Regions from separate parts of the Homo sapiens genome. Here all the other regions are linked to region 1. Evidence: chromatin loops called from intact Hi-C (ENCODE). Cell type or tissue: PC-9. All regions are shown on one strand. Region 1 has its middle 53 kb from the start of MIR11400. Region 2 has its middle 3.6 kb from the start of MIR11400. Region 3 has its middle 6.8 kb from the start of TAS2R40. Region 4 has its middle 41 kb from the start of MIR11400. Region 5 has its middle 19 kb from the start of OR9A2. Region 6 has its middle 100 kb from the start of PRSS58.

Region 1 (4,000 bases):
ATAAAATGAGTTGATTTATTCTGTAGTAGTTGGGAACTTGTTTAAAAAAATGGAGAAAGAAATTGTTGAAAACCCTAACTCCCTCAAGAGGTCTGGGAATCCTGTAGCTTACATGGAATAGAAACTGAAAGGGAATCGCTTGAACCCAGGAGGCGGAGGTTGCGGTGAGCAGAGAACATGCCATTCCACTCCAGCTTGGGTGACAAGAGCGAAACTACATCTCAAAAAAAAAGCATGATCAAATTTGAATCATAGCCAAATCTTACAAAAATTTTATGTGAAATATTTAATTTTGCCAAAAAAAAAATTGATGCAATGACCTCTACCCTTGTTCACCTTTTTTTATCTTCACTATGTCACAGAGAGTTTGGCACATAATAGATGATAAGTAAATTTATTTTGACTCTATTGAGTAAATGACAATAATATTTCACATTCTCTCAATATAATAGTTGAATTCTATGTGTACTTTCTTACTTAGCAGAGTTTCACTTCAAAAGGGGCTTCGTCCTCCACATGAAATACAACAGAGAGTCATTATGGCTAGTCTCAATTTTCCATACAACTTCTGCAATATTCCAAGCAAATGTGTTTCCCCAGTCAGGATTAATGACCAATGTTACACAGTATCCTAACCACATCTAAAGCTGGAATTTGCAAACATCCTTTTGGAACAAAGAAATTTATGTTATAATAGTATTTATCCAGTCTCATGATCTGGTAAAATAAATTCTTCACCACAACCACATTTTCCCAAAACCACATTTTTTGAGGCTGGAAACATCATCATCTCAGAAAGCACCCTAAAACACTGTAAGAAAAATTCACCGTGCTCGGTAATAGAATCTTATCATCCTTGCAATAAGAAGATACCGTGTGTATGAGTGCGAGTGTGAGAGTGTGCATGTGTTTATATGTGTGAGTGTGTACACGTGTGTGTGTGCATTTTCTCATGGAGACTCATCCACATGAAAATAGTTTCTCTTTGGATTTCATTACTAAGAGGCACTGGGTGATTGGTGGAGCTCATAGGCAGTTCTGGGGAGTGACAGGAAATGTCAGACCACTCAATCTGCCTAAGTTATAGCTGATAGGGTTGTTTATTTCAAGACTTTCTATAAATTAAGAATTAAATATGAAAAAGCCCAGAGACCTCCATTATAAAATGCACTATCTAAAATTCTGTAAATAATCCAAGTACAAAATATGAAGAGATATGTGTCTGATCAATCAAAAGGAGACATGGAATATCGCGTTTCCAGGCTGGATCTGTTTGATCTCTTCAAGCTGTTTTACTTTATGCCCTGTGTTATTCAGGGTTCTCTCTTTCATCTTATCATATGAATTGCAATTATGTAACATTTATCAGCAATCAAAATATTGGTTAATGCACCCTTTTGTCTCCACTGGCTAAGGGTGGATTTGAAGATCAACCCTAAATTGGCCTGCTTGGGAAAGCATTGAGGTTGTGTGTGTGAGAGGGTAGGGTTTGTAGGAGCGGAGATGCGGGAATCCCTGTTCCTGATTTGGACAATCTTGAGCACATCAGTTCAGAAAGTGTGAATCCATGAGACTCTGGACAGTTGGCCACGTGGAGGCACTGTGGCTTCACAATGCAGTGGGGAACCTTGGAGAGCGGTGGGAGGGTGACCCAGGAGAGGAGGGCTGAAGGGAAGCCTGGTTGTCTGCTGGCATCAGCAGGGCAATCTGAGTTCAGAGTGGATCCTGAGTTAAATACTGCCAGAGAAGGGTAGGGGTGCCAAAGGCCTCAATTTGCCCCAAGGAAAAAGTGTCTCTGTGTCTGTATGGACAGTGGAGGGTGCTGAGGCTGGGGTGTCAAGGGCTGGGGAATGCTTCTCAGGACAGGGACAGGGTGGGCAGGCATAGGAAAATAGGGGTTGTTGTGAGCATGTGGGCACTGTGCTGCACCTGCCCCACCTTTCGTTTAGGGGCCCTGCAGACCAGGAATGGAACATGGAATAGCAGAGCCTGAGGCCTGCCTAAGTATGCAGTGAGCTCACAGTGTCCTGCAGGGCCAGTAACTGGAAAGGCCAGTTTCCTATGGAAATGCCAGAAATATTCCTGCCCTGACTGAGGTTCAGGATCTGGTGGCAGCCTTTCCCAGGCACTCTCTGCTGCTTCTTTTTTTTTTTTTTTGAGGGCATCTTGCTTTGCTCTGTCACCAAGGCTGGAGTACAGTGGCTTGATCTCAGCTCACTGCAGCCTCTGCCTCCTGGGTTCAAATGATTCTCCTGTCTCGGCCTCCTAAGTAGCTGGGATTACAGGCACCCACCACAACGCCTGGCTAATTTTTTGTATTTTTAATAAAGATGGGGTTTCGCCATGTTGGCCAGGCTGGTCTCAAACTCTTGACTTCAAACAATCTGCCTGCCTCGGCCTCCCAAAGTGCTGGGATTACAAGTGTGAGCCACTGTGCCCGGCCCCTCTGCTGCTTCTTTATGTGACCTGTTTTAATTCTGACAGAAATCATTCAAAATAAGTATTATCTTACCTGTTTATACATTTGACTGAAGCAGCTTTCCTGGGTCTCACATACGCTTAGATGGAAGAAACCAGACCTGGCATTGGATAGATCAGTAGTAGTGTGACAGTAGTTAACATCAGCCAATTATGCGTTTCAAAATAGTGAGAAGAGAATAATTCAAATGTTCCTAGTCTAAAGAAAAGATAAATATTTAAGATAATGCCTATCCCAATGACCATGATTTGATTATACAAATGTATCAATGATCATATCTACCTAAAAAATATGTACATCTAATATACATCAATAAATAGTGAATTAAAAAAAAGATAACTGGCTGAAGCCTGTTCCTCCAACACCTCTATCCACTGTTCCCACTCTGTAGATTTGTCCTCTCACCTGGCCTTCCGTTTCCAGGTCCCCATTAGCAGGAGGGGAAGATTATGCCACATATGTGATCATTATAGCCTCTCCACTGACAAGTCCAAGGAGGATATGACTTCCAGGCAAAACATCTTTTCATCTTTCATTGTGACAAAAATCAAGGTTCAGTTTTCTCCACTATAGCAGTTCTATGGGTGAGGCCATGTGATTGCTTTTATGGAGGCTGTGTGAGGAGGGAGGTTTCTCAGCTGCACAGCAAGGAAATAAGATGTTGTTTAAGGAAAGCACAGTCTTCCAGTACCTGATGCAATTTACCATGAGGGAAAAGACACAAATAATTGCTATTCATTAGTTAATTTTATTATTTTTTAATAAGACACAAAGTCATCTAAAATGCAAAGATAGTAGTCTGATAATTAGGTAAAACTAACATAAATGGTTGTGTCTTAAGGGAAAGTAAAAATGTTGCCCCTTACAGCACTTCCTGGTTGATACTGAGTCTGATATGCAAGAAGGTGTGATGCTCCCAGAAAGCTGTGAATTCAGAGCAATCAGCAATCCCACAAAAGAGCTGATAGAAGAATGGGCGGTTTTATTAGAAAGAAGAGGAGCCTCTAGTGCCTTCCACGACATCCTCACTGCCCACCTCTGATTTCAGGCTTGCTGTAGTGGACAGTTGTGTGCAAGTCCCCATTCGCCTCGATCTGGCAGTGCCCTTCCACAGGTGCATGCTGGGAGTCTCTCTGCTTCTTCCCCAGGGCTGTTCCATGATATTATCTGAGCCCACCTGGCCTGTACTCAAAGACAGCCAGAGCTCCTGATGCCCCTGCTGAGACAGAGGACTAATGCTCCAGCCTGCCCATTCATGCAGAAACTTCAGACAGCATTCTGTGTGCTCCTGAGAGGCCCTGATGGATTCCATCTCCTATTGCTCCAACACAAACTCTTTTGTTGTTTGTGCACTTTTATCCTGGCTTCTTCCTTCCCTATTTTATGTTTCGTTCCTACTTCTTCTTCCTGGAATCATTTCCCGAATAAGCTACATGCACCTAAGTCCCCATCACAGACTTTCTCTTCAGGGATAGCCTATACTGTGGCAGTGATGGGATGAAGCCACCATCCAAAGACCCT
Region 2 (4,000 bases), 57 kb after region 1:
GTCAAAGGCTAGCGGCTCCCCAACCAACCAACATAGCTATTTGCTCTGTGATCTTGGCAGCTTCAGAGGACTCAGAAATCCTTTCTCTGCACAAACATCCCTTTGTCCATTCCAAGATCCAGGATCACACACTGATCCTATCATGAAAACAATGAGGTGTGCTATAGTTGCTGTGGCCTCATTTTAGTATGTTGAGTAGGAAGCATTGACGAACTTTGAAAGCTTTGCTCTTGAGTCTAGGGATGTGCTGGAGCCAGCTTGTATGAGTCAGAAGAATCAAATAGGCATACTTTTCCCAGCTCCCTGTTCAGTGAAGCCATGCTGGGAGCTTGAAATCTGCCATGGTGGGTATGTTGGTACAACAGAAATTAGCAAATGCTACCAGCCATGCCCCCACCTTCACAGACACCCAGTTTATCAGCACATCACTGGAGTATTTTCTGATGTCCCTGTTATGCCATGTCTTTTAGGGACAAAAGGGCTCAGAATTTATGTCTCCTCTACTCTGTTCTTAGAAGCCATCATCTAAGGGGGCCTTGATTGCTCCCATTTCTATCCAGCTCCCAAATTCTCTTGCTCTGTAGCTCTGTGTCTCCTGCAAGCACGCCAGTCTGGAACATGACAACTATTTTGAATGTAACTAAAGGTATCACTGAACCAGTTCATTATTTACAAATTATCTTTCCTTGCATGGAATATTCAGATGCTGGAGTCATTGGGAACAGAGATGGCCAAGCAGCAACTCTGGGTTGTGAAACACTTACAGCCCCGCTATTCTTCTGTGGCAACGAGAGACCCTGTAAAAAGGACAATTTTGCTTTGGAGACTAAGCAGCTCCCCACCAGTCAGGAATGACTCTGCTTTTACTTTAGGCTGAGAGGTCAGAAGGGTCACACCCTCAATATTCTCCTCTCCAAGACGGAGTGTGGCCACTCTCCATCTCAGTCCCTGGAAGTTGTCCAGAGCTCCCCGAGAATCCCTGCTCTGGAGGCAGAATCACCAAGGCTCATCCTCACCAGCTCCCCACAGGCTCCAGCAGGGCTTTCCCACCAGGTGCAGGGCACAGGAATGGCTCTGCCTGTCTCTTAGGTAGAGGGAGGCCAAACAGTGATGTTTGTATAAGAGGGACTGGGGTTCTGGGTCTCCTTTAAAGTATTTGACAAAATTTTCTTTGTTTTTGTTTTATTGTGCCATCTCACCAATGAGGAGAGCAATCCCTTGGTAGTTATATTGTTTTTGGCACTTGGGAAGGTTTTTGTGGTTAAGCCACATTAAGAAATTGTGCCTTTACAGGAAATTGTGCTGTACAGGAAAGTTCAGCTGTAACCCAAGGCAGTGAAAGAAATAGCAATAATTTTGAGAGCAGTTACTTGGGTATCTATGATAAAGGTGTTAAGTTTCATTGCCTACATCTAACTTTCAGTCTAGTGGAAATGAAAAGGCACAGTTAGGGGGCATGTGAGCATGCCATGAGAGAGATCGATGCCAATTGAGAAGTCTGTGCCATTCCCCAATACTGTGGGATTGAAGGGGAGGGAGAGATGACCTCTCCTTCAGACTGTGCTCAACAAGGAGGGAGTGGGAGTTCATCCATGGGAATCTGACGAGGAGCAAATCCCAGGGGCCTCTAACTCAGGGTGCAGGAGCAAATCCTTGGAGAGGAAAATGGTCCAGTTCAGCTGTCACAGGAGACAGGAGAAAGCAAAGTCATCTAATCCACAGTCTCCCGGCTGATTTGCTTCCTTATGATGCTATTTTGTACCAGCGTGTCCTCATCTCCCGCTGCTCCTCTGCCTGTTTCAGAATCATCTCTTCCGTGTTTGGTGCTCAGATCAGTGGATGTGCATTGTACAAGCTGATCATTTCCTGTAGCAGCCCCTTTGCTAGTCTTAGTTATATCCATCCTTATTTTCTGCATTAGGTACTGCTCCCTCCACCATTCATTGCTTATTGCCTTGTAAGAGGTCTCGTTTTATATATTTCAATTTTACTTTTTATTAATAGATATTTGACTTCATCTTTTGCTGATCTATACTTTTGGGGTAACATTGTCATTTTTGGAGGACGATTTGTTTATCTTTAGTGATTCAGATTAAATAATCTCTTTATACTTCAATGTCTGTGTTTTCTTCCTATTTTAAGCCAAATATTATTTCCTTTCATTCCTCTCCTTCTGTTACTCTTTCTTTAGATGGTAGTTTTAAGGGAGAAAAAGTTAAACTATAACTGGACCTATGTGATAAGTGTTATTCAGAATGAGGGTGGGATATTAAGATTGGTAACTCAAAGCAATAATCAGGGTTAGAACTAATGTTAGACTTAGGGTTTAAGGGAAGCTGCTCATAAAACCAGCGTGATGGCACTTCTGGAATATTCTGGCAGCTTCCTCTGCAGACACTTCCCAGCATTCCTTGGGCCATTACAGAAGAAACAATGTTGAAACTTCACGTATTGGCCACAAGATGGCAGTGTGGTCCACTGAGCTCGAAAGGTCTCTGGGGAGTCTAGGAGAGCATCCTAGGAGGGAAAGGGTTAAGAAAAATTAGGGCTTGGATCCTGTATTATGCAGATGTTGCAGCAGCTTTCAGTTATTGCTAGGCTACCTACAGCTATGCAAGAGACGGGAAGTCCCTCTAATCTTTAATGACATCTACAGTTGAGGAATTTTGGCCGGGGCAAATTTTGGTCAGGGGCAGGTGTAGAGGAGCAACTGCCTCAGAGGAAAAGGGAAAAGCGAGGGGTGGGCTGTGTCCTGAGCCCAGTGCGTCTCTGCTGCACCTCATCTTCCCTGCAGGTCTGGCCAGGCAACAGCTTTAATCTGCTTGAGTGATCTGGAATTCTAGAAGTTCAGAAGTCGTACTGATAACATCACCTTGGCTGAGATTCCATTGGACACCAGGCATGTGTTCTCTGGAGGACAAAAAATATTGAGAACAAGCTCTAAAACACCTAAGTAAACAGACTACAGAAGAAAAATGTTAGTAGATGCACCAAACTGTGCCGTTAGACCTGATGATAATTGACTAGTAGAATTACCAAAAAGAGACTATAAATAAGTCTCCACTAAGTATTTGTGTTATTGAGAGCAGTGTTTAAGTCTTCTCAGGGTAGATTAAAGAAGGAATTCAGCTATTATCATGACTTTGGCTTGGATGAAAATCCATGAAGTCCTCAATTGATTTTCTTGTAAAATATTACAGAATAATATTGAGCAAACATTTTATTTTTCTCCAGCCTGTATCCCTCCTTAGCACTAACAGGTAAAGCGAATACCTAGAGGCAAGGTTTCTTTAGTTGGGATCCATTAACTGCAGGACTGGGAGGTCCAGAGCTGGGCTTCACAGGGAGTGCAAACCCCACGTGCAGGGAACCCCGTGTGTCTGTGCTGTGCCCAACTCCCCTCTGTGAGGCTGTCGAAGGGAGAGGGCCGGGTCACCCGGGAACCCCACTCACAAAGAGGGGAGCAGGCTGCTTGCTGGGCAAAAAAATCACTTCACCAATTGGCCAATCTGTTGAAAGCCAAAATGAAAGGAAAGTCTGAATGTGAGAGTGATGAATGCCCAATTTTCCAAGTTATGAAATGTATAGCAGCTCATGGTTGTCAGAATGATTTCAACAGCATATAAAGATATTGTAAACAGCTTTTGTTTGTCTATAGCTTTCCTTGATATTGATCCTCAGTTGTTTTTCAGCCCACGCATCAGTTGAGCTTATTTTGATACCAAATTTTAAAGTTGCCACTTCAGTCACCAAGCACTTCTCACATTCTCCATAACTTACAGATATGTGTGCTCCTGTCTTTTCTTATTTTTGTGTGATTCATTTTTAAATTGGGCTGTACAGAATACAAGCATACATTTGTAAATGACTCCCATATTTTATGCAATTAACTGTTTACTTTTTAGTAACAATTTTATTTAAGGTTTAACTAATAGAGATAAAAACAGAAATATTAATACAAGGACAACATGGTAAATTTTGACAAATGCATATGCCAGAG
Region 3 (4,000 bases), 790 kb after region 1:
TAGGTCTCATATCTGAGAAACCATGGCCTAATCCAAGGTCACAAAGATTTACACTTATGTTCTCTTATATTTACATCTTTGATCCATTTTGAGTTACTTTTTGTATATGGTGTAAGATGGAGGTCTAACTTCATTCTTTTGCATGTGGATATTCAGTTGTTTCACTACCATTTTTTAAGAGTTTTCCTTCCTCCAGATAGTTTTGGCACCCTTGTGAAAATCAATACCTTATTGTCTTTATGACACTTATCACCATCTGAAATTATATTATTTATTTGTTTATTGTCTACCCTTCCCAAACTCCCTTACTCCCTGTATTAGTCTGTTTTCATGTTGCTGATAAAGACATACCCAAGACTGGGAAGAAAAAGAGGTTTAATGGACTTAAAGTTCCACATGGCTGGGGAGGCCTCACAATCATGGAGGAAGGCAAGGCGGAGCAAGTCACGTCTTACATGGATGGTGGCAGGCAAAGAGAGAGCGCTCATGCAGGGGAACTCCTCTTTATAAAATGATCAGATCTTGTGAGACTTATTCACTAACAGGAGAACAGCACAGGGAAGACCTCCCCCCATGATTCGATTATCTCCCACCAGGTCCCTTCCACAACTCATGGGAATTCAAGATGAGATTTGGGTGAGGACACAGCCAAACCATATATCTCCCCTTCCTCCTACCCCCTGCAAACACACATACAAATTCAAATGTACATCTTCTTAAGACAGGAACCTGTCTTATCTACTATTTATCCCCAGGGACATCGTGGGCACTTAATAAATATTTGTTGAATGAATAAAAAGGGCTCCAGTTTTGTTGAAAATTAATGGCCACTGTATGTGTCTATACCCAAGCGCAGGTAATTACTTCATTTAGGGCAAAAAGATTGTTGAACATTGCCTAAATGAGATTTTATAGCCATTTCCTGGGTTGGATGAGAAGAACCTAATTAGGCAAGAAATTACCTCATTGGCAGAAAAAAAAATCCAGCAGAGAATTTTAATGAAAATCCAAATGCAAGTGTGAAGGGACTTTCTGAGACCCTCTGCTTGATAGTCCAATAATACCTCAGTAGGTGTATGGCTTTGGTCAATTCCCCTCACTTCTGAAGGACTTCGTTTACTCACCCCTATATGGGGAGCTCCTGTGCTAAGCCATCTTGCAGGTCACTGGCAGCAGTAGCATTATATCATTCTAATGTTTTGGATTGTTTTTGTTTTTGTTTTTGAGACAGGGTTTCCCTCTGTTGCCCAGGCTGGAGTGCAGTGGCGTGATCACAGCTCACTGTAGCCTCAACCTCCCACCTCAAGCAATCCTCCCACCTCAGTCTCACAAGTAGCTGGGACTATAGATATTCACCATCATATCTGGCTAATGTTTTTTTTTAACAGATGAGGTCTCACTATGATGCCCAGCTGGTCTCAAACTCCTGGCCTCAAGGAATCCTCCTGTCTTGGCCTCCTCTCCTGCCTTGAAATTACTCTGGGGTTCCAAGAGTAAGCCACTTCGCCCAGCATGTTTTGGATTCTTTAGAAATAGCATCTGTAATCAATTAAAGTTAGTCTACTTAAGGACTATAGTTTTCATTTGCAATTTATCTTGCAAAAATATACTGACCAATCTGTTAATTAAAAGTATATGTGGTTGGGGAGAGTGGCACATGCCTATAATCTCAGCTCCTCAGGAAACTGAGGCCAGAGGATCACTTGAGGCCAAGAGTTCGATGCTGTAGTGATGCACCGTGAATGCATCTGTGAATAGCCACTGCACTCCAGCTTGGGCCACATAGCAAGACCCTTTCACTAAAATATATTTTTTTTTAAAGAGGCTTGATTAAGAGACAATATAAATTTTCTCTTGAAAACTGTCTGAAATAACTGATCATAAGTACAAAGAATCAGAGACCTCCTTAGAAGAGAGGAGGTAAAACTCTCAGTCAATTGTCTCAAATAGGTTTTGAAAGGTTTCCCCAGAAGTTTCCTATTTAGAAAGAGCATGCCTGCCCACTAGTGGGCGAATTAAGGAATTGCTCCCTTTTCCGAGAGGCATTCATAAGGCTCCATCTTGTGGTGAAAACTGTTAATAAGCTTTACTGCTAACACATAATCCATTCCTAAGTAAGACCTAGGCCTGGAAGAGCTCATTCAAAACTCCAGGGTCTGCAGAAGCCAGAGACGTCAAGGTGTACGGGCGAACATGGCAGCCGTATGACAAAACAAACCAACTGTCAGGAAAATAATCACTGTGTTTATTTTTCTAAACTAAGACTGCAACCATACCAGATAATGTGTATGTGTATGAATATATATGTGATATTGAAGATTGTATCTTAAATTCAGAATTGAAAAAAAGATAAAATATAAATATTTCATTTCTAGTATTTTATTTTACAATTTGCTCACTTTTTCTTCAGTACCAATATGTCCTTGTTAAACCTGTGTTAAGTTGTATAATGAAAACAGAATTCAGCCTTGACTGGGACCCATTAACTAGAAGTGATAATTAGTCCTAATTAGTTTAATACTGGGAGAGAGCTGTTCAAAAACGTAGATATTTTAAAATATGAGTCTTTGCACAACTGTGAAGATATTTGTAGAAGCCTGGCATTCCAGTGTCACTGTACAAAATGTCCAATCCTATATCACACCATGAGTCATTTTTCACACTATAAGTAGGAATTGACAAGGTGCATTGAACAATGGGAGGTTATCTTCACAAAGTCTGAAATCAATAAGCCATTTTGAGGAATCAGTTTTCAGTGTATCACAATTTTTATCACAGGTTTCAGGCCATCAGTTGTATTTCTAGAAACTAATTCCAACCACAGAAAAGAGGACTTAGTAACGATGCCAGATATGCCTTCCTAAAACATTTTTTTTTCTTTTTTTAACACCCTTGGCAGCAGACTCTATTCTACATTTTATAACTGCTTTGTGGATGCCTTTGCGGGGAAATATTCAAAGTGTTTGTCTACCCCAAAGGTCAATTATATGATAACAATCTTCGCTGCTTAACATAAGCAAAGCTTTTTTCCCTCCAATGATGTGAATAAGTTCATTTCTCTTAACTGTTCAACAATGCTGCTTTGCTTTCAGCCATGACTAAGCCACCCACCCTCTGTGTCATGAGCAGACTGCCATGCTACGTGTCCAATTCATCACACAGTGCATCCAACACTCTGTGCCTGAAGCCCTACAAGGAGATCCAGCTCACAGTATGAACGCTGTGTTCGGGACATCTTCAATTTTTAGCTTCTCGCAGAAAGCAATTCCTGCTAAATAATGCAAGCAAGTAGATGTAAAGCCTGTGTCTTTATATAACTTGCCACCTAGAGTTTAAGTTTTATTGCAAGTCTGATATAAACACTGCTCATCCCAGGAATATCATCCTATAGGCACACAAGTCTTCTGCATTAAATTGTTTGAAAGTTTCCTCTATACACACAAAAAAATTATTTTCTTAATCATTTCCTAAGGTTGTGTCTGTCATGAGCACACTGTCCAAAATATTTTTCAGTCATATAAAAATTCTTAACCCCCATGGTGGTTAATAGAGCTCATTACTACATCTAAATATTACTAAATATGTATCTTCACCAACTGCAATAGCAAATGCCACCATTTAAAAATTTTTTCACATGATTTTTCTTTTCATTTCTTAGTCACATTTCCATTGCATTGAGCAACAGTATTTCTAGTTACATTTACATTTGCACGTGCTTGTATCTTTTCAGGACACACAATTTCCGCTACATTCAGTAGATTCTCTTTTACAACTTGCTATCTGTGAAGAATTTGATGTCCCAGGCAGATTTTTTATTTATGACTTCTTATTTCTTAAACAACCAAGACAAACCTTGTTGACATTACAATTCTCTCTTCAGCTCCTTAGGTTTTGATCACATGTCTCTTCCATGGCCCTCTTCTTTCTTCTTCCAGTGGTTTGTTTCATAATGGCACCTACACTGTTTTCTTAAATTACATCTTTTGCCAAATATGCACAC
Region 4 (4,000 bases), 95 kb after region 1:
AGGATCACACACTCTGATCTTATCATGAAAATAATGAGGTATGCTATAGTTGCTGTGGCCTCATTTTAGTATGTTTAGTAGGAAGCATTGAAGAAGTTTGAAGCTTTTCTCTTTAGTCTATGGCTTGTATGACTCAAAAGAAGTAAATAGGCATACTTTTCCCAGCTCCCTGTTCAGTGAAGCCATGCTGGGAGCTTGAAATCTGCCATGGTGGGTATGTTGGTACAACAGAAATTAGGAAATGCTACCAGCCATGCCCCCACCTTCACAGACACACAGTTTATCAGCACATTACTGGGGTATTTTCTGATGTCCCTCTTATGCCATTTCTGAGCTAGGCCAATATAGCTCAGAATTTATTTCCCCACTACTCTTGTTCTTAGAACCCATCACCTAAGGGGCCGTCAATTGTTCCTATTTCCATTCAACTCCCAAATTCTCTTGCACTGTAGCTCTGTGTTTCCTTCAAGAATGCCAGTCTGGAACATGACAACTATTTTGAATGTACCTAAAGGTATCACTGAACCAGTTCATTATTTACAAATTATCTTTCCTCACATGGAATATTCAGATGCTGGAGTCATTGGGAACAGAGATGGCCAAGCAGCAACTCTGGGTTGTGAACCACATAGAGCCCCGCTATTCTTCTATGTCACTGACAGACCCTGAAACAAGGACTATTTTGCTTTAGAAACTAAGCAGCTCCACACCAGTCAGGAATGACTCTGCTTTTACTTTAGGCTGAGAGATCAGAAGGATCACATCCTCAGTATTCTCCTCTCCTGGACTGAGTGTGGCCACTCTCCATCTCAGTCCCTGGAAGTTGTCCAGAGTTCCCTGAGAATCCCTGCTCTGGGGCAGAATCACCAAGGCTCATCCTCACCAGCTCCCCACAGGCTCCAGCAGGGCTTTCCTGCCAGGTGTAGGGCACAGGAATGGCTCTGTCTGTCTCTCAGGTAGAGGGAGGCCAAACAGTGATGTTTGTATAAGAGGGACTGGGTTTCTGTGTCTCCATTAAAGTATTTGACAATATTTTCTTTGTTTTTTTTTTTTTTTTGGTTTATTTTTCCATCTCGCCAATGAGGAGAGCAATCCCTTGGTAGTTATATTGTTTTTGGCACTTGGGAAGGTTTTTGTGGTTAAGTCACATTAAGAAATTGTGCCTTTTTTTCCTGTTCAGCTGTAACCCAAGGCAGTGAAAGAAACAGCAATAATTTTGAAAGCAGTTACTTGTGTATCTTATGATAAAGGTGTTAAGTTTCATTGCCCACATCTAACTTTCAGTCTAGTGGAAATGAAAAGGCACAGTTAGGGGGCATGTGAGCATGCCATGAGAGAGGTCAATGCCAATTGAGAAGTCTGTGCCAATCCCCAGTACTGTGGGATTGAAGGGGAGGGAGAGATGACCTCTCCTTCAGACCATGGTCAACAAGGAAGGAGAGGGAGTTCATCCATGGGAACCTGAAAAGCAGCAAATCCCAGGGGCATCTAACTTCAGGTGCAGGAGCAAATCCTTGGAGAGGAAAATGGTCCAGTTCAGCTGTCACGGGAGACAGGAGAAAGCAAAGTCATCTAATCCACAGTCCCCTGGCTGATTTGCTTCCTTATGATACTATTTTGCATCAGCGTGTCCTCATCTCCCGCTGCTCCTCTGCCTCTTCCAGTGTCATCTCTTCCCTGTTTGCTGCTCAGATCAGTGGATGTGCATTGTACAAGGTGATCATTTCCTATAGCAGTCCCTTTGCTACTCTTAGTTATATCCATCCTTATTTTCTGCATTAGGTACTGCTCCCTCCACCATTGCTTATTGTCTTGTAACAGGTCTCGTTTTATATATTTCAATTTTACTTTTTATTAATAGACATTTGACTTCATCTTTTGCTGATCTATACTTTTGGGGTAACATTGTCATTTTTGGAGGATGTTTTTGTTTATCTTTAGTGATTCAGATTAAATAATCTCTTTATACTTCAACGTCTGTGTCTTCTTACTATTTAAAACCAAATATTATTTCCTTTCATTCCTCTCATTCTGTTCCTCTTTCTTTAGATGGTAGTTTTAAGGGAGAAAAAGTTTGGCTATAACTGAAGCTATGTGATAAGAGTTATTCAGAATGAGGGTGGGATATCAAGATTGGTAACTCAAAGCAATAATTAGGGTTAGAACTAATGTAGGACTTAGGGTTTAGGGAAGCTGCTCATAAAACCTGCGGGATGGCACCTCTGGAATATTCTGGCAGCTCACTCTGCAGACACTTCCCAGCATTCCTTGGGCCATTACAGAATTAAACAATGATGAAGCTTCACTTATTGGCCACAAGATGGCAGTGTGGTCCACTGCGATGTAAAGGGCTCTGGGCAGTCTGGGGGAGCAGCCTAGGAGGGAAAAGGTTAAGAAAAATTAGGGTTTGTATTCAATATTATGCAGATGTTGCAGGAGTTTTCAGTTATTGCTAGGCTACCTACAGCTATGCAAGAGGCAGGAAGTCCCTCTAATCTTTAATCAGATCTACAGTTGAAGAATTTTGGCCAGGCAGCCTTGGTGTCGGGGCATGTGCAGACAGAGGAGCAACTGCCTCAGAGGAAAAGGGAAAAGTGAGAGGCAGGCTGTGCCCTGAGCCCAGTGGGTCTCTGCTGCACCTCATCTTCCCTGCAGGTCTGGCCAGGCAACAGCTTTAACCTGCTTGAGTGATCTGGGATTCTCCAAGTTCATAAGTCTTACTGATAACATCAACTTGGCTGAGGTTCCATTGGAAATCAAGCACATGTTCTCTGGAGGACAAAAAGTATTGACAAAAATTTCTGAAACACCTCAGTAAACAAACTATTGAAGGAAAATATTAGTAGATGCACCAAACTGTGCCGTTAGAGATGAAGATAATAGACTAGTAGAATTTTACAAAGGAGACTATAAATAAGTCTCTACTAAGTATTTGTGGGCATCAAGCAGTGTCTGAGTCCTCTCAGGGTAGATTAAGGAAGGAATTCAGCTATTATCATGACTTTGGCTTGGATGAAAATCCATGAAGTCCTCAATTGATTTTCTTGTAAAATATTACAGAATAATATTGAGCAAACATTTTATTTTTCTCCAGCCTGTATCCCTCTTTAGCACTAACAGGTAAAGCAGACACCTAGAGGCACGGTTTCTTTAGTTGGGATCCATTAACTGTAGGACTGGGAGGTCCATAGCTGGGCTTCACAGGGAGTTCAAACCCCACGTGCAGGGAACTCCGTGTGTCTGTGCTGTGCCCAACTCCCGTCTGTGAGGCTGAAAAGGGGGAGTGCCGGGTCTCCCAGTACCCCACTCACAAAGTGGGGAGCAGGCTGCTTGCTGGGCAAAAAAATCAATTCAAAAATTGGCCAATCTGTTCAAAGCCAAAATGAAAGGAAAGTCTGAATTGTGAGACTGATGAATGCCCAATTTCCCAAGTTATGAAATTTGTAGCAGCTCATGGTTCTCAGAATGATTTCAATAGCATATGAAGATATTGTAAAAAGCTTTTGTTTGTCTACAGCTTTCCTTGATTTTGATCCTAGTTGTTTTTCGGCCCACTCATCAGTTGAGCTTATTTTGATGCCAAATTTCAATGTTGCCACTTCAGTCACCAAGCACTTCTCACATTCTCCATAACTTACACAGATATGTGTGTTCCTGTCTTTTCTTATTTTTGTGTGATTCATTTTTAAATTGGGCTGTGCAGAATACAAGCATACATTTGTAAGTGAATCCCATATTTTATGATTTAGCTGTTTACTTTTTAGTAATACTTTTTATTAAAGTATAATAGAGAGTAAAACAGAAATATTAATACAAGGACATCCTGGTACATTTTGACAAATGCATATGCCAGTGCAATAGTAACTGAAATGATTATAAAAAAAATTCTGTCATGCAGGAAAGTGTCGTCATGCTCCTTTCCAATCAATTTCTATCCCAGAGATAAAAATTGTATTTATTTATTTATTTAGAGACAAGAGTCTCACTCTGTCACCCAGGC
Region 5 (4,000 bases), 590 kb after region 1:
GAATGGTGAATTAACTCATTTTATTTTGAAACTCCTCTGTGCTTAGCTTTTGACTGAATTTAAATTTCTGTTGGAGCAAGCTAAGTTGTTTTAATTTTGATGTTCAAGTCAATTAACCTCTTATTGTGACTTTTTGCCTTAGTTATACAAATAAAATTTTATATAATGTTGGAGACTCAATCATTTTGATGCTGACATTTCTTAATCCTACACATGGTCACATACCCTGGAAAGATATACAAGGCTCTGAAAACACAGCTGCCACGGGGAAGTGAGATTGGATGGCTGGGAAAGAGATTGCTTTTCATGTTATTTGTTTTCACGTGGTCCTATACTTGTGTACTTTTTGAACTTTATGCCATATGAATTTATTAATAATTTGACAAATCAATTTAAAACCAACTTTAAAATCAAATTTCAAATGCATGTGGTTCAAAGAAAAGCACCATGATAGAATTGAAAGAACAGGATCTGGAATTAGGGACCTGAATTTGAATCTCCTCTTGGCGTTTGTGTAGTTAGGAGAACTCGGGCAAGTTACCTGACATCTCTGAATCCCTGTTTTCCTTATCCTTAACGTGGGACAGAGTATTTAATTTACATGGTTTGGTGAGGACAAGGCAGGTAATATCTCTCTGACAGACCTACTTCATGGCATGTGCTCCATGGACTGGTTATATTATTGGTAGCATTCAATATATTCAGTAAAAACAGTATAATGTGTGCCTTCTGTAATCCCCAAGGAGACAGTAAATGTGTTGGTAACATCCCAGTTAAATGCGTACCTGAGAACAGGATTTTCCCAGACATAGCAACATGGGTTTACAGTTTTAACCATTTCACCAACCTCTGCCCCAGGCTCTTCTGGAGGGAATCAACACAGCATTGAATCCCTTTCAATTAACCTTTCTTCTTAAGATCATAGTTCTATCAAACTTTTAAAAATTAGTTAAATTGGCCAGGAGCGGTGGCTCACGCCAGTAATCCCAGCACTTTGGGAGGCCGAGGCGGGTGGATGACCTGAGGTCAGGAGTTCGAGACCAGCCTGGCCAACATGGCGAAACCCCATCTCTACTAAAATAAAAAAAATTAACAGGGCCTATTGGCAGTTGCCTGTAATCCCAGCTACTCAGAAGTCGGAGGCAGGAGAATAGCTTAAACCCGGGAGGCGGAGGTTGCAGTGAGCCAAGATCGCGCCACTGCACTCCAGCCTGAGCAACGAGAGCGAAACTTCGTCTCAAAAAAAAAAAATAGTTAAATTGTGTTTCCCTATTCATGGAAATCATTCTGCTATTATTCTCAGTGAGTGTCTTGGTTCGTGGGTCTCCCTCAAACCATTTTTTAAAATTTGATTTGCTTCAGAATGTCTCTTATTTTTGTTTCAAGTTTTCAAAAAATTGTCCCCGATATTTTCGATCTTTTGTGTTTTTTACTCTCCCCCTCACTCTGGCAATAAGCACAGGCTCTGCCCCCTTTCTCCCTTCATCCTCCGGGGAACAGGCTTTGCAGTCGGAGGCCTGAGCGCCCCGGTACCTCCGCTGCACTACGTAGAGCTGCCACCAGGTGGAGCTGAATCCACACCTCTGAGACCGCACACGCCTCTGACACTTGGCATCGTGGCCTCTCTGGGTCCTGATTCTTTGGAAGGTAGGCGGTAACAACAAACTGTTAATAAAAATTAATTAACTTGGAAAATGAGAAAAATACAATGATAGCAGAAACTATCTCAAGCAAAAATCATTTCATATAATCTCGTCGCTGTAATTAGCAGCATCCACGGAAGACGGTGGCTTCCTCTCATATAGATCCAGTTTAATACCCCAGGCTCAGCCCATTAGTCTCTCCTTCACCTCATTCGTTCTGCAGTGTGTTCCTCTGAGCGCCTCATAGTCACACATCTGCAGGCAGTGCACAATGCCTTTTGCACACGGTCGAGGTCCTTGAACTGAGTACTTTGTGCATGCTATTGGCCTGGAGATTACACAGGCTGCAGAACATGGCTGGCTTGGGAAAGGCAGCACACGGTGGCTACCAAACTCCTTCAGCGGCAGAATTCCCCTAACAAATTGTGAGAATCCCCCACTTGACGCTAAAAGTTATTAAATGGATCCTTTTTATCCCTTCGTTGAGAAAATTCATGCAATACAAAAATTGCAAAATCAGCAATACTCTTCAATGGGTGGGCATTTTCTTTGTAAGAGCATCAGCTGCATACGCTTGAATGTAGCCAGTATTATTTAGTCAGCGCATTGGCAGTGGTTTGTGAGCACCTCACAATAGTGGCTGGGAAACCTCAGGGTAGCTCTTTGGCATCAGCTAGAACCAAGTTGAAATACAATTTCTGTCACTTTCAAGATGTTTCTTAACCTCTGTGGCCCTCACGCTCTTCACCTGTAAAGTGGAGATAATAACCTTTTCTTAGCAAGGCTATTGTATTATAAATAATGTGTGTGATGGATGAAACTGGAGGTCATTATCTTAAGTGAAACAACCAAGACACAGAAAGACAAATACTGCATGTTCTCATTTATAATTGGGAGTTAAATGATGTGCTCACAGAGTGTGGAATAATAGACAATGAAAACTCAGAAGAGTGGGGAGGAAAAGAAGGATGGATGATGGGAAATTACTTAATAGGTACAATAAACATTACTTGAGAGATGGATACCCTAAAAGCCCTAACTACTATGCAATCTATGCATTTAACAAAATTATCTCCTAAATTTAATACAATTTTTTAAAAAAAGCAATAATGTATGCAATGTCTTCATCATGACGGCTGGAAGTATGTTGTCAGTAATGGTAGTCATTATTGCTAAAAGCTAAGTTTCACTCCTAAGCAGCTTTGCTGTTTCTGTGGTATTTAGAGTCTCTCCCATCCTTGCCTACTGGACCCCAGCTTTTCTGCCCTAGTGTCAGCCAGCTGAGCTAGTGTCCCCCGGAATTTGCATGCATGAACTCTCCCTAGCTCCACCAGCCCCTGCCTCTGTTCCTTGTTCCCCAGCCCTGACTTTGTGAATCTTCCTTTCACGGCCTCAAGTCGTCTCCAGTTCTGCTCTAAGCTGAATCATCCTTTCTAATGTATAGTCCTTTCTTCCTTACTCAGTCCCCAAGTCTCCTTCCATCTGTCTCTGTCCCTCCACACATTGAATGGTCTTCAGTTACCTTGATATCTACTCACATGTCTCTCCATCTTCCCCATCTCTCCAATTTCCCACTCAAATTTATATCAACACATCATACATTTATTTTAGCTCAAGGGAAAAAAATATAAATATAATCCATATAAATAAGACACTGGCCCATTTACATCATTAGACAAGTCATTCTTTCTAATTATTTTTTTCATCTGAAACTTCTTCTAACACCTTAATTTTGCACGCTGACTTTAGAAGTGTTTACTTGTATATTTCAACTCGTAACGCCGCATGGTCTACGCATACAGCTTATACTCTCGCTCCCCCCATCACACACAACATTCTAGAAGCATTACTCACCATAATACCACCTTTCTTTCTAGAAAGGCCCAAAAATCACTGCTGCAACATTTTTGATCTGGGCCTCTTCTCTCTTAACATGGCCTGGGTCTCGAGCTTTCTGCAAAGCAGCAGATCTTCGTACACACAGGGGAACAGAGCGGCAGTCAAAAGGCTTGATCAGGCAGCTGTCCGCTGCACTGTGGCCCCTGCCTCACCCCAGGTTTCTGCTTCTGTCGTGCCCAGCCTGCCCTTGGAAGGGCTGGGTAATCTTACTTTGAGTTTGTAGTCTTGCTTATAGATTAATGAACAGACTCCTTCATTTATCAACATTCACTTATTTATGTTTCCTTCCTTTCATATTTTAGTTACACTTTCTGCACCCTGGGAAATTCTTTTTAGGATCTGACTATGAATCTTCCTCTATTTCCATTGGTTCCCTGAGCAATCTAACCAACTTGCAATCTTTGTTACTGTTAATTTGCCTATGACATATAGATATATATATTATTATATACATATTC
Region 6 (4,000 bases), 63 kb before region 1:
CTTGACATAATTTTATTTGCTTTTTGTTTCACTCTACAATGTCACCATTTAGGAGAGCAATTATTTTGGTTGCATTATTTATGGAACTTTGAAAGATTTTTGTGGTTAAATTAATTTAAGAAATCATTCCCATTGTGCATCTTTTCTGTTCAGATATAATCTGAGGCAGTGAAAGAAACAGCAATGATTCTGAAAGCAGTCACTTACATGCCCTCTGATAAAGGCATTGTTCAAGGTTCATTACTCACACCTAACTTTCAGTCTACTGGAAATGAAAGGCACAGAGTTGGGGGCCTGTGATCAAGCCACAAGAGAGGACTATACCAGCTACTCTGGGACTTCAGGGCACGAAGAGATGACCTCCCCTTTAGACTCTGCTCAACGACGAAGGAATGAGTTGGTCCATGGGAACCTGAGGAGCAGAAATTCCGGGAGCCTTTAACTGGGACGGAGCAAGGACTGTAGAGCAAGTCATTGGAAAGGGAAATGGTTCATCTGGTCTGTCACAGAAGATAGTGGATAGAAAGGTCATATAATCCCCAGTTCCCTGGCTGATTTGCTTCCTTATGATACTATTTTGCAGCAGCGTACCGTCATCTCACACCACTCCTCTACCTCTTCCAGAATCATCTCCTCCCTCTCTGCTGCTCAGATCAGCACATGTGCATTGCACAAGCTATTCTTTTACTGTAGCAGACCTTTTGCTGGTCTTAATTATATCCATCCTTATTTTCCCATTAGATACTGCTCCCTCCATGATTGCTTATTGCCTTGCAAGGGATCCTTTACCCCCCGCCCCCAGACAGAGTCTCACTCTGTCGCCCAGGCTGGAGTGCAGTGGCGCAATCTCGGCTCACTACAAGCTCTGCCTTCCGGGTTCACGCCATTCTCCTGCCTCAGCCTCCCGAGTAGCGAGTAGCTGGGACTACAGGCGCCCGCCACCACGCCCGGATGATTTTCTGTATTTTTTAGTATAGAGACGGGGTTTCACCGTGTTAGCCAGGATGGTCTCTATCTCCTGACCTCGTGATCCGCCCGCCTTGGCCTCCCAAAGTGCTGGGATTGCAGGCAGAAGCCACTACGCCTGACCAAGGGATCCTATTTTTTATATCCCAGTTTTACTTTTTATTAACACATATCTGACCCCATCTTGAAGGTAATCACATTATCTGCCTAGACTTTTGCTAATCTTTATTTTTATGGTACCATTGTCATTTGGGGGGACATATTTGTTTATCTTTGGTAATGGAAATGAAATTACGTTACACTTCACTTTCTGTGTTTTCTTCCTACTTTAGGGTAAATATTATTTCCTTCTATTCTTCCTATTCTATTCCTCTCTCTTTAGATAGTTTTAAGGGAGAAAATGTCAGTGAGACTGTAACTGCAGCTATGGGGTAAGAATTATTTAGAATGAGGGTGGGATATTAAGCTTGATAACTCAAAGGAACAGTCAGGGTTAAAACTAATGTTGGGATCGGGGTTCAGAGAAGTTGCTTGTAAAACCTGCAGGATGGCACTTCTGGAATAGTCTCCCGGCTCCCTCTGCAGACACTTCCCAGCATCCCTTGGGCCATTTCCCTTGCAAAAGCAATGATGAAATTTCACTTATTGGCCACAAGATGGCACTGTGGTCCACTGGGCTCTAAGAGACTCTGGGGAGAGCCTGGGAGAGCAGCCTAGGAAGGAAAGGGTTAAGAAAAATCAGGGCTGGCATCCAATATCATGCAGATGTTGCAGCAGTTTTCAGTTATTGCTAGACTACCTACAGTTATACAACATACAGGAAATACCTCTAATCTTTAATGAGATCCACAGTTGAAGAAGTTTGGCCTGGCAGCCTTGGTGTCAAGGGCAGGTGCAGACAGAGGAGCAACTATCTCAGAGGAAAATGGGAAAGTGAGGGGTGGGCTGTGGCTTAAGCCCAGTGCGTCTCTGCTGCACCCCATCTTCCCTGCAGCTCTCACCAGGCAACAGCCTCCATGAGAGTAGGTGGATCCTGCCTGAGCCCAGTCAGAATGCCCCAGACTAGGTGAACTCTGTAGGCATGGGGAGTAACACAACAGGCCCACCTTTCACACGTTTCCAAAGTCTAGGCTCCAAGCCTTTTTTTCCCCTTTCCTCTGCAGAGTCCTGCCACTTCTGAAGCCTTGTCCTCACTTTCTGCCTGCCTCTCCCACAGCCCCCATGGAGGCAGGGATCAGCCAGATACCAAGATATCACAGACACACAGGGAAAAAGATCATCCTGAAATTTGCTCAGATTAGGAACCATTATTCAGTGTTCTGTTATCAATAAGACCAAGAATAGGGGCTGAGGCTGATCCATTATTCAGGTAGTATTGGCAGCATGACCAAAGGCGGTGCCAAGGAAGGGTACAATGTCTCTGGAAACAAGCTCAAGCATTTTCCCTCAACCCTGGAGTCTACTAGCACCAGCCAGACCTCTGTACCTCTGTGGCAGTGCATCCGCAGCCCTGCACAGCCAGCTGCTCTCTGCACAAAAAAGGGCAGCCACAGGCTGGAGGTGGGCACTCCTTCCCAAGGCCTCTATCTCAACCAGGAGATAAAGATGCCTTTTTTGAAGCTCTTCTCAGATGTCCCAGCAATGGGCTCCCAGTCTGTGCATCCTCCTGCAGCAGGAACTTCAGTGTGAGCTGAGGTCCATCACTGTGATGTGGATGCACGAATGCAAACAACACTTAATGTTATTTTACTCAATTCAGAATATTCTGGCAGTTGCGTAAAATAGGAATAGTAGCTCCCAAAATGAAATTTGTGTCTCATTTTCTTTATGAGAGAAAAGAAAAAAAAACAGAAAGCAGCTGGGCAGCTTTAACCTGCTTGAGTGATCTGGGATTCTACAAGTCTACAAGTGGTACAAAGAACATCACCTTGGCCTGGATGCCAATGGATACCAAACACTACAAAAAGTATTGAAAACAATTTATAAAAGACCTAAATAAACAATCTACTTATAGGAAATGTTAGTAGATCCATCGCATAGTGCCATTATACCTGACGATGATCAACTAGTGAAATTATTATGTAGAGATTATCAGCTAAGCCTCTACTTATTACCTCTGAGCATAGAGCAGTGTTTGAGCCTTCTGAGGGTATCTTAAGGAAGGAACTTAATTCTTACCATTACTTTGGCTTGGATTAAAATCCATGAGCTTGTCGTTTTTATTGTAAAATATTACAGAATAATAATGATCAAACGTTTTATTTTCCTCTAGCGTTTATTCCTCTTTAGAACGTGCAGGTTGAAGCTCACACACATGAGCAGGGTTCCTTAAGATGAGATCCATTAACTCCAGGACTGGGAGGTACACAGCTGGCCTTCACAGGAAGTGCAAACCCCAAATGCAGTGACCCCTCCTGTGTCTACGCTGTGCCCAATACCCCTCTGTGAGGCTGCCATAAAGGCGGGCAGGCTCCTTGCTTGGCAAAAAAATCAGTTCACCAATTGGCCACTTTGCTGAAGACCAGAATAAAAGGCTAAATTGTGAGAATGATGAATGCCCAATTCCCAAATTGTGAAATGTGTAACAGTTCACGATTCTTGGAATAATTTCAACCATGTGTGGTTTGTTTTTTTTTTTAAGTTTTTCTTTGTCGACAGCTTTCTTTCGGCCACTGATCCTCAGTTGTTTCCCAGCCGCCTTGTCAGCTGATCTCATTTTGATGCTAATTTTTTTTTTTTTTTTGCTAGCTTTGGGATTATTTGTTCTTGTTTTACTATGTCCTCTAAGTGTGGTGGTAGGTTGCTAATGTGAGATCTCTCTAACTTGTTTATGTGGGTGTTTCGTTCTGTAAACAATACTCCTAACACTGCTATAGCTGTGTCCCAGAGATTCTAGTATATTTAATCTTGGTTTTCATTAGTGCCAAAGAATGTCTTGTTTTCTACCTTCATTTTATGGCTTACCCAAGTCATTCACTAGCAGATTGTTTAATTTCCATGTAATTGTATGATTTTGAGAGATCTTATAACTCTT

The links. A loop is a pair of places that touch in the nucleus more often than their neighbours do. Peaks named below come from ENCODE experiments on the same cell type or tissue, not always from the same donor. Only the 100,000 strongest peaks of a DNase experiment are listed, where the experiment ranks them.
Region 2: a loop joins it to region 1, with 11 times the contacts of the local background. A loop is called at or near these places in 10 of 110 quality-filtered maps.
Region 3: it touches region 1 in a loop (13-fold over the local background); 6 of 110 quality-filtered maps call a loop at or near these places.
Region 4: it touches region 1 in a loop (1.9-fold over the local background); 2 of 110 quality-filtered maps call a loop at or near these places.
Region 5: a loop joins it to region 1, with 5 times the contacts of the local background. A loop is called at or near these places in 6 of 110 quality-filtered maps.
Region 6: a loop joins it to region 1, with 9 times the contacts of the local background. A loop is called at or near these places in 5 of 110 quality-filtered maps.

The regions. Positions count from the first base shown.
Region 1 is chr7:142,419,139-142,423,138 of GRCh38, forward strand. It overlaps TRB. Among named protein-coding and RNA genes, the nearest start is that of MIR11400, 53 kb to the right of the region's middle. In PC-9, CTCF peaks have their summits at 1,622 (motif pointing right) and 1,829 (motif pointing right); DNase peaks (open chromatin) are centred at 1,593 and 2,043; H3K27ac peaks cover 849 bases.
Region 2 is chr7:142,476,163-142,480,162 of GRCh38, forward strand. It overlaps TRB. Among named protein-coding and RNA genes, the nearest start is that of MIR11400, 3.6 kb to the left of the region's middle. In PC-9, CTCF peaks have their summits at 2,465 (motif pointing right) and 2,666; DNase peaks (open chromatin) are centred at 2,519 and 2,859.
Region 3 is chr7:143,213,229-143,217,228 of GRCh38, forward strand. No RefSeq gene overlaps it. Among named protein-coding and RNA genes, the nearest start is that of TAS2R40, 6.8 kb to the right of the region's middle. In PC-9, CTCF peaks have their summits at 2,030 (motif pointing left) and 2,236; a DNase peak (open chromatin) is centred at 2,023.
Region 4 is chr7:142,513,840-142,517,839 of GRCh38, forward strand. It overlaps TRB. Among named protein-coding and RNA genes, the nearest start is that of MIR11400, 41 kb to the left of the region's middle. In PC-9, CTCF peaks have their summits at 2,347 (motif pointing right) and 2,549; DNase peaks (open chromatin) are centred at 1,032, 1,465 and 2,422; H3K27ac peaks cover 3,398 bases.
Region 5 is chr7:143,006,542-143,010,541 of GRCh38, forward strand. No RefSeq gene overlaps it. Among named protein-coding and RNA genes, the nearest start is that of OR9A2, 19 kb to the right of the region's middle. In PC-9, CTCF peaks have their summits at 1,551 (motif pointing right) and 1,757; a DNase peak (open chromatin) is centred at 1,590.
Region 6 is chr7:142,356,449-142,360,448 of GRCh38, forward strand. It overlaps TRB and the pseudogene TRBV8-1. Among named protein-coding and RNA genes, the nearest start is that of PRSS58, 100 kb to the left of the region's middle. In PC-9, CTCF peaks have their summits at 1,621 (motif pointing right) and 1,837; a DNase peak (open chromatin) is centred at 1,713; H3K4me3 peaks cover 342 bases; H3K27ac peaks cover 647 bases.